2 separate regions of the Homo sapiens genome follow, and region 2 is linked to region 1. Evidence: chromatin contacts called from ENCODE Hi-C data. All regions are on one chromosome and are shown on one strand. Each heading gives the region's core, a stretch centred on a gene start or an enhancer-like site at or near the end of the contact. The rest is flanking DNA. Distances are from core to core; before and after follow the strand shown. Region 1 overlaps STAP2 (signal transducing adaptor family member 2). Region 2 holds the start of CLPP (caseinolytic mitochondrial matrix peptidase proteolytic subunit).

Region 1 (3,340 bases), core at 300-2,799:
GGGAAGCCGAGGCGGGCGGATCACCTGAGGTAGGGAGTTTGAGACCAGCCTGACCAACATGGAGAAATCCCGTCTCTACTAAAAATACAAAAATTAGCCGGGCCTGTGAGGAAGGGGAATCGCTTGAACCCGGGAGGCGGAGGTTGCGGTGAGCCGAGATAGCGCCATTGCACTCCAGCCTGGGCAACAAGAGCGAAACCCTGTCTCAAAAAAAAAACAAAAAACCCCACAAAAACTAGGAGCCTGGAAGGCCGGACTGGGTCTCCGTGGGAGGGGCCTGGGTCTGGAGAGCAGGGCAGGGTCTCCTGGGCCTAGGGGATGGGGATGGGGCTGGGTCTCAGAGGAGGCAGGGTTTACGTGCAGAAGAGCGGACTTGGTCTCCGGGGTCCCGAGTGGGTGACGCGGCCCGCCACAGGTGCTTCCTGAAGGTGAGCCGGCTGGAGGCACAACTGCTCCTGGAGCGCTACCCCGAGTGCGGGAACCTGCTGCTGCGGCCCAGCGGGGACGGCGCCGACGGCGTGTCGGTCACCACGCGGCAGATGCACAACGGGTGCGCATGCGCGTCTGGAGAGCCCTGGGTGGGAGGAGGGTGGGAAGAGGGTGGGCGCGGGGGCGTGGTCAGAAGCAGGGGCGGAGTCCGACCCGCTAGTGGGTAGGCCAGGGGACGGAGCCAGAGCCGAGACGGGCGTCTGGGGACGGAGTCAGAGCTGAGCTGGGCGGATTGGGGGAGGAGTCAGAGCTGAGGTGGGCGGATTGGGGGAGGAGTCAGAGCTGGGCTGGGCGGATTGGGGGAGGAGTCAGAGCTGGGCTGGGCGAGCTGGGGCGGGTGGAGTCAGAGCTGAGCAGAGTACACTGGTGGCGGAATCAGAGCTACGCTGGGCGTGTTGGGGCGGAGTCAGAGCTGGGGTGGGCGGGCTGGGGGAGGGGTGGAGTCAATGCTAGGCAGGGGAGCATGGGGGCGGAGTCAGAGCTGGGCAGGGAGGGCTGGGGGCGGGATCAGAGCTCCGGGGTCGTGGGATCCTGAGGCTGGCCTTGCCCCAGGTATGGGGTTAATGCCTAGGGAAGAAGGTAGAGCCCAGGCCGACTCCTTTGCAGGAAGAGCCAGGTCTTGGGTTAGGAGCTGGGACTCCCTGTAGGTGGAGTCAGACTCCTAGGTTAGGATCGGCCCCTCCGGAACGTCAGGTACGCAGGGGCCAGGTCTGGGCCACTGGAGGGGATGAAGTCAAATCCAGGGATGGGAATGGGCTCTTTGGGCAGCGTCAGGATCTACGGGGGGGAGTCATGGCCGTGATCCTTTTTGGAAGTTGAGTAGGGCTATGGAGGCGGAGCCAGCCCTGGGGGCGAAGTCAGAGCCTTATGCCAAATTCTCAAGCCCAGTCCAGGGTTGGGCAAGGCGATGTAGAAGGTAGAGTCGGTGCCTGGGGGTGGAGCCATTACAGGGGGCGGGGCCTACCTGGGGCGGGGTCTTTAGGGCCTGGTTCTCCCTAGGCGCGGTGCCAGAATTAGGGGCGGACCTTTCCTAGGGTGTTGTCAGTCTGGCCTGGTCCCTCGCTGGAGGTGGTGCCAAGACTAGAGGTGGGGTCTTCTGTGGGGGTGGGTCGGTCGGGCCTGGTCCCCGCTGGGAGCAGTGCTGGGATCGGGCAGTCAGTGCTCCGGGAGGTCAACGGGGCTTAGGTCCTTTATGGGGTGGAACCAGTCAGTGGCGGGGCCTTCTGTGGGGGCGGAGCCAGTATGGACCTGTTTCTATTGGAGGCGGAGCCTGGAGTTGGGGCGGGGCCTTCCCTGAGGGGCGGTGTGGGAGCCTGGGCTGAGCCACTCACTCGCTTTCTCCTGGTGCAGGACGCACGTGGTCCGGCATTACAAGGTGAAGCGGGAGGGCCCCAAGTACGTGATCGATGTGGAACAGCCGGTGAGCGTTGGGCCAGAGTCCCTAGAAGTGACTTTGTGGGGTCCGCGTCCCTTCTCCAGCAGCCTGACCGCTCCCCCATCTGCCCCCAGTTCTCTTGCACCTCCCTGGACGCCGTGGTCAACTATTTCGTGTCGCATACCAAAAAGGCGCTGGTGCCATTCCTGTTAGACGAGGACTACGAGAAGGTGCTAGGTGGGTGCCCCTTCGGGGAGTTCGGGGGCCCAGTGCTCACCTCTCCCGCCCCCGCTCGGACGGACCGGGCCGCCCCTGGCCGCCGCGCTTCCTCCAGGCCGCCCTCTCTGTTCCAGGCTACGTGGAAGCCGATAAGGAGAATGGCGAGAATGTGTGGGTGGCGCCCTCCGCTCCGGGCCCAGGTGACGCCCCCTTCCCGCGGGCCGAGGTGGGAGGGATCGAGGACCCCGCATTCAGCCACGCCCCCTCAGTCAGTTTGGTGGCTGCACCTCCTGCATCTGATGTTCCCAAAGTTGCAGGGACAGAAATGACTCAGACCCTGCCGTCAGGGTGTGTGTGTGGGGGAGGGGGCGGGGGTCCCAGCTTGGGACAGAGCTAAACACAGACACTCTCATCCTGTAGGGTTGAATTTGGGGTGGAGGAAAAACCTGGGCTCGGGGGAGGCGCCTAGAGTTCGGGAGAAGATGGGGGCAGAGCAGGGAAAGCTTCCCAGAAGAGTGGGTCTTTGCAGATGGTCCCAAAGGATCTCCTTAGGTAGAAATGGGCATTGAGGGGTCAGAGGGTACACCCGGACAAGCAGTAGCCCCACAGGGACCGAGAATCCGGGTGGGTGTTGGGAAAGAGGTGGAAATCGGTCCTGTTTATGGAGTGGGAAGAGGAGGCAGAGAACACACTAGAAAGGAATGTAGCGTGGGTTGTCTGGTCTTCCCTGGTCTGGGCGTATGCAAGGACCCCCAAGTGCCACATCCACACACACATTACACATGCATGATCCATGCAACTGTGGCCACCTGCCTAGCCAGAAGGTGACACACACTTGTGCGGGCACAACAGATCACACATGCATAAATACACGTGTGCCCCAATTCCAGTCACATACAAATGCTATGTAGCACAGATACACCTGTGTCATGCCACAATCACATGTGTACACATAAATGCAGATACGTCCGTGCACCGGCACAAACTCGGACACGTGTAGATACACGGGCAAAACGCACTCATGTAGACAAGGACTAAAGCAGCCACCTCAGCAGGCGTGCAGTCACACACGTATACACACCACAGGTGTGTGTGTACAAACGTTGCACTTTAACTTATCTAGATTCAATTAGTGTACACGTGTATGCCACACAAAGACTTTTTTTTTTTTTTGAGATGGAGTCTTGCTCTGTCACCCAGGCTGGAGTGCAGTGGCGCAATCTCGGCTCACTGCAACCTCTCCCTCCCAGGTTCAAG
Region 2 (3,248 bases), core at 293-2,792, 2.0 Mb before region 1:
AAAAAATCTACCAATTATGATTATTTTTGAGATGGGCTCACTACAGCCTCGACCTCCTGGGCTCAAGTGATCCTTCTCCCTCAGCCTTCCGAGTTGCTGGGACTACAGGCACACGCCACATTGCCCGGCTAATCTTTGTACTTTTTTTGTAGAGATGGGGTCTCACTACGTTACCCAGGCTGGTCTTGAACTCCTGAGCTCGAGCAATCCGCCCGCCTCAGCCTCCCAAAGTGTTGGGATTACCGGTGTGAGCCACTGTGCCCGGCCTAAAATCTACCAATTTTTAAATGTCAGCCGGGTCAGGTTGGCAGAACAGTATGTGCAGGATCAAAGAGGCCACATCCTGACTTGTGAACCGAGGCTCAAAAGCCAGCAACAGGCACCTTTTGGTGGTTTAAAGCCACTTCTGGAACTCTGACGCTCTGCACCCTTTCCCAGAGAGAGAACATCCCTGACCCGGGATTCTGGTCCCCTGAGTCACCCGTGTGCCCTGACGAGTGCCCCTGGCACCCAGGAAAGACCCTGCTCACCAGGGCTGTTGATGTACATGTGGATGGGCTTCTTGTTGCTCTCGGATTGCAGGAAGAGGAGCTGTGCGATAACAAGGCTGGCAACGCTGTCATCGATCTGCAGGTGGAGAGGGCAGGGGTGTCCCCAGATTCGGGGTGGGGAGAGAGTTTTAAGGGAGGCTGGGGATGGGTCAGGGAACCAGGAAGGGGGACCAGAGCCCAAAGTAAAAGGGATGGGGAAGAATTTAGGCCCCAGAAGGGGATGGGGAGAGAGTAGTGGAGAGGACCCAGGGGGTTTGGAGCACAGGAAGGGGGGAGTCAGGGGGCTAGGGACACAGGAAAGGAAGGGGTGAGAATGGCTGGGGAGAGTCTTGAGCGTAGGAATGAGGGGAGCGGTGCCAGGTGTCAGGAAGGAAGTCGGAGATTAAGAGCCGAGGAGCAGAGAAGGGGTGAGGAGCGGGTTGGGGGACCGGGAGCCAGGAGGGGAGTCAGAAGGGGAGGGAAGGGGGTTAGAAGGGGAGCGGAGCCTGAGGGAAAGTCTGGGGCCAGGGAAGGAGGGGCGCAGGGAGTGTCGGCAGGCGCTTGGGAGAGTCCTGGGGAGGGTCCCGGCGCGGGGCGCTCACCGGGCCCATGACGCACACGATGCGCTCCCGCAGCAGCCGCGAGTAGATGTCATAGGCGCGCTCGCCGCGACCCTGGGGGTAGAAAGATGGAGGTGAGGGGCCGGGGCAGCCAGCCGATCCCCACCCAGCCCGGAGCCCCCGAACCGTGTCCCCGCCCGGCCGCCGTACCGTCTGCTCCACCACGATGGGAATGAGCGGGAGAGCCCGGGTCGCCGTCGCGTGCAGGCACCGCTGCAGGGCCAGGCCGTTCTGGAGTGTCCGCTGCGGCGGCCGCTGCGCTGGAAAGTGAGCGGCGAGGCGAGGCCCCAGCGCGGGGTACCTGCATGACGCCACCCGGGCCCCCCCTACCAATATTCCGGGCCACATCCCTCCGCACGCCCCGGTCGGCTTCCGTCCGATGGCGGAACTACAGCTTCCGGCGTGCTTTGCGCCTGGGAGCTCGCTCGCTAGGCCGCTCACTTCCAGGAGTCTGGGCGGGCGCCATTAAGGGTGAGGCGGGGATAGGGACGGAGCCTGAAAGGGAGGAGCCAATGAAGTAAATTGAGTGGGCAGGGCTGGAGAAGTTTTAGAGTCTCCAGTTCGAGTCCCCTTACCGACCAATTCGTCTTCTTTTTTTTTTTTTTTTGAGACGGAGTCTTGCTCTGTCACCCAGGCTGGAGTGCGGTGGCACGATGTTGGGTCACTGCAACCTCTGCCTTCTGGGTTCAAGCCATTCTCCTGGCTCAGCTGCCCCAGTAGCTGGGATTACAGATGCACACCACTGCACCCGGTTAATTTTGTTATTTTTAGTAGAGATGGGTTTCACCTTGGCCAGGCTGGTCTTGAACTCCTGACCTCGTGATCTTCCCACCTCGGCCTCCCAAAGTACTGGGATTACAGGCGTGAGCCACCGCGCCCGGCCTCGTCTTCGTTTTCTACTGTTTCTGCTTTATTTATTTTTATTTTTTTGAGACAGAATCTCACTCTGTGGCCCAGGCTGGAGTGCAGTGGCGCCATCCTAGCTCAATGTGGCCTCAAATTTCTGGGCCCAAGCAACCCTCCCTCCCACCTTGCTCTCCAGAGTAGCTGGGACTACAGTTGTGTGCTACCACATCTGGCAAATATATATATATATGTATTAGAGATGGGGTCTTACTATGTCGCCCAGGCTGGTCTCAAACTCCTGGCCTCAAGTGATCCTCCCACCTTTGCCTCCCAAAGTGCTGGGACTACAGGCATGAGCCACCACACCCCACTTATTCCTTATTTTAAAAATAGCTGCAGGGCCGGGCACAGTGGCTCACGCCTGTAATCTTAGCACTTTGGGAGGCTGAGGTGGGCGGATCACGAGGTCAGGAGATCGAAACCATCCTGGCTAACACGGTGAAACCGCGTCTCTACTAAAAATACAAAAAATTAGCCGGGCGAGGTGACGGGCACCTGTAGTCCCAGCTACTCAGGAGACTGAGGCAGGAAAATGGTGTGAACCTGGGAGGTGGAGCTTGCAGTGAGCTGAGATGGCGCCTCTGCACTCCAGCCTGGGCGACAGAGCCAGACACCGTCTCAAAAAAAAAAAAAAAAGCTGCAGTGTTCCCACAGCTCATCTTGGAAGAGGGGTCCCAGAGAGGACTTAGCCTGGGTCTTGGCCTTGAAGAGCTTCCAGCCTGGTGTGGCCGACTTCTACTGAGACCTCCTCATTCATTTTTTGGCCACCTGTGGAGTAGATTGTGGGAGCCCAGAGAAGGGTGTTGTGGATTCTTCCTGGAGATCAGACCGGAAAGCATTCCTAGGAGAAGCAGGTATTGGAATTGGGCTTTGCAGGATAAGTAGGAGTTTGTTAGCTGGGGAAAGGCATTTCCAGCAGAGGAAAAAGAATGGGCAAAATGGTGGAAGTAGGAAGATTGCTGGTAATGTTGGGACTTCTCTTTTTTGCCACACCTTCTCAAGCCAGATTCTTTTTCATCATTCAGTTCAATGTCACTATCTAAGAGGTGCCCACTGCTTCATCCCCAAAGTCTAGAATAGTGCCTGACACACAGTAGGTGCTCATTAAATACACATTGAACCAAGAGATGAAGAGGTGATAAAGGAGGTAGGTAGAGGGCTTTGGAGGCATCTGCAGAGTGGGGATAATGAT

Evidence for each region. A loop is a pair of places that touch in the nucleus more often than their neighbours do. Pooled maps may share reads with other maps.
Region 2: a pooled map shows a loop between it and region 1 (7-fold over the local background). The contact joins the promoter of CLPP here to the enhancer-like site in region 1. A Hi-C loop is called at or near these places in 2 of 37 single-sample maps with no recorded cell type and 5 of 50 pooled maps.

Annotation. Positions count from the first base shown.
Region 1 is chr19:4,325,885-4,329,224 of GRCh38, reverse strand. It overlaps STAP2 (signal transducing adaptor family member 2), which reads left to right. Exons shown (of 13, transcript NM_001013841.2): 6 at 416-550; 7 at 1,840-1,909; 8 at 1,999-2,101; 9 at 2,218-2,283. Among named protein-coding and RNA genes, the nearest start is that of STAP2, 11 kb to the left of the region's middle. RefSeq lists a silencer at 496-745 and an enhancer at 1,715-2,696. Within about 2 kb of position 1,549, at least 7 of the 41 ENCODE cell types and tissues checked have a DNase peak (open chromatin) inside an H3K27ac peak, as active enhancers do.
Region 2 is chr19:6,359,825-6,363,072 of GRCh38, reverse strand. CLPP (caseinolytic mitochondrial matrix peptidase proteolytic subunit) reads right to left here and starts at 1,542. Exons shown (of 6, transcript NM_006012.4): 1 at 1,301-1,542; 2 at 1,133-1,204; 3 at 531-627. The coding sequence starts at 1,498. It also overlaps a transcript of ACER1 not described here. RefSeq lists an enhancer at 1-867 and a silencer at 1,066-1,295.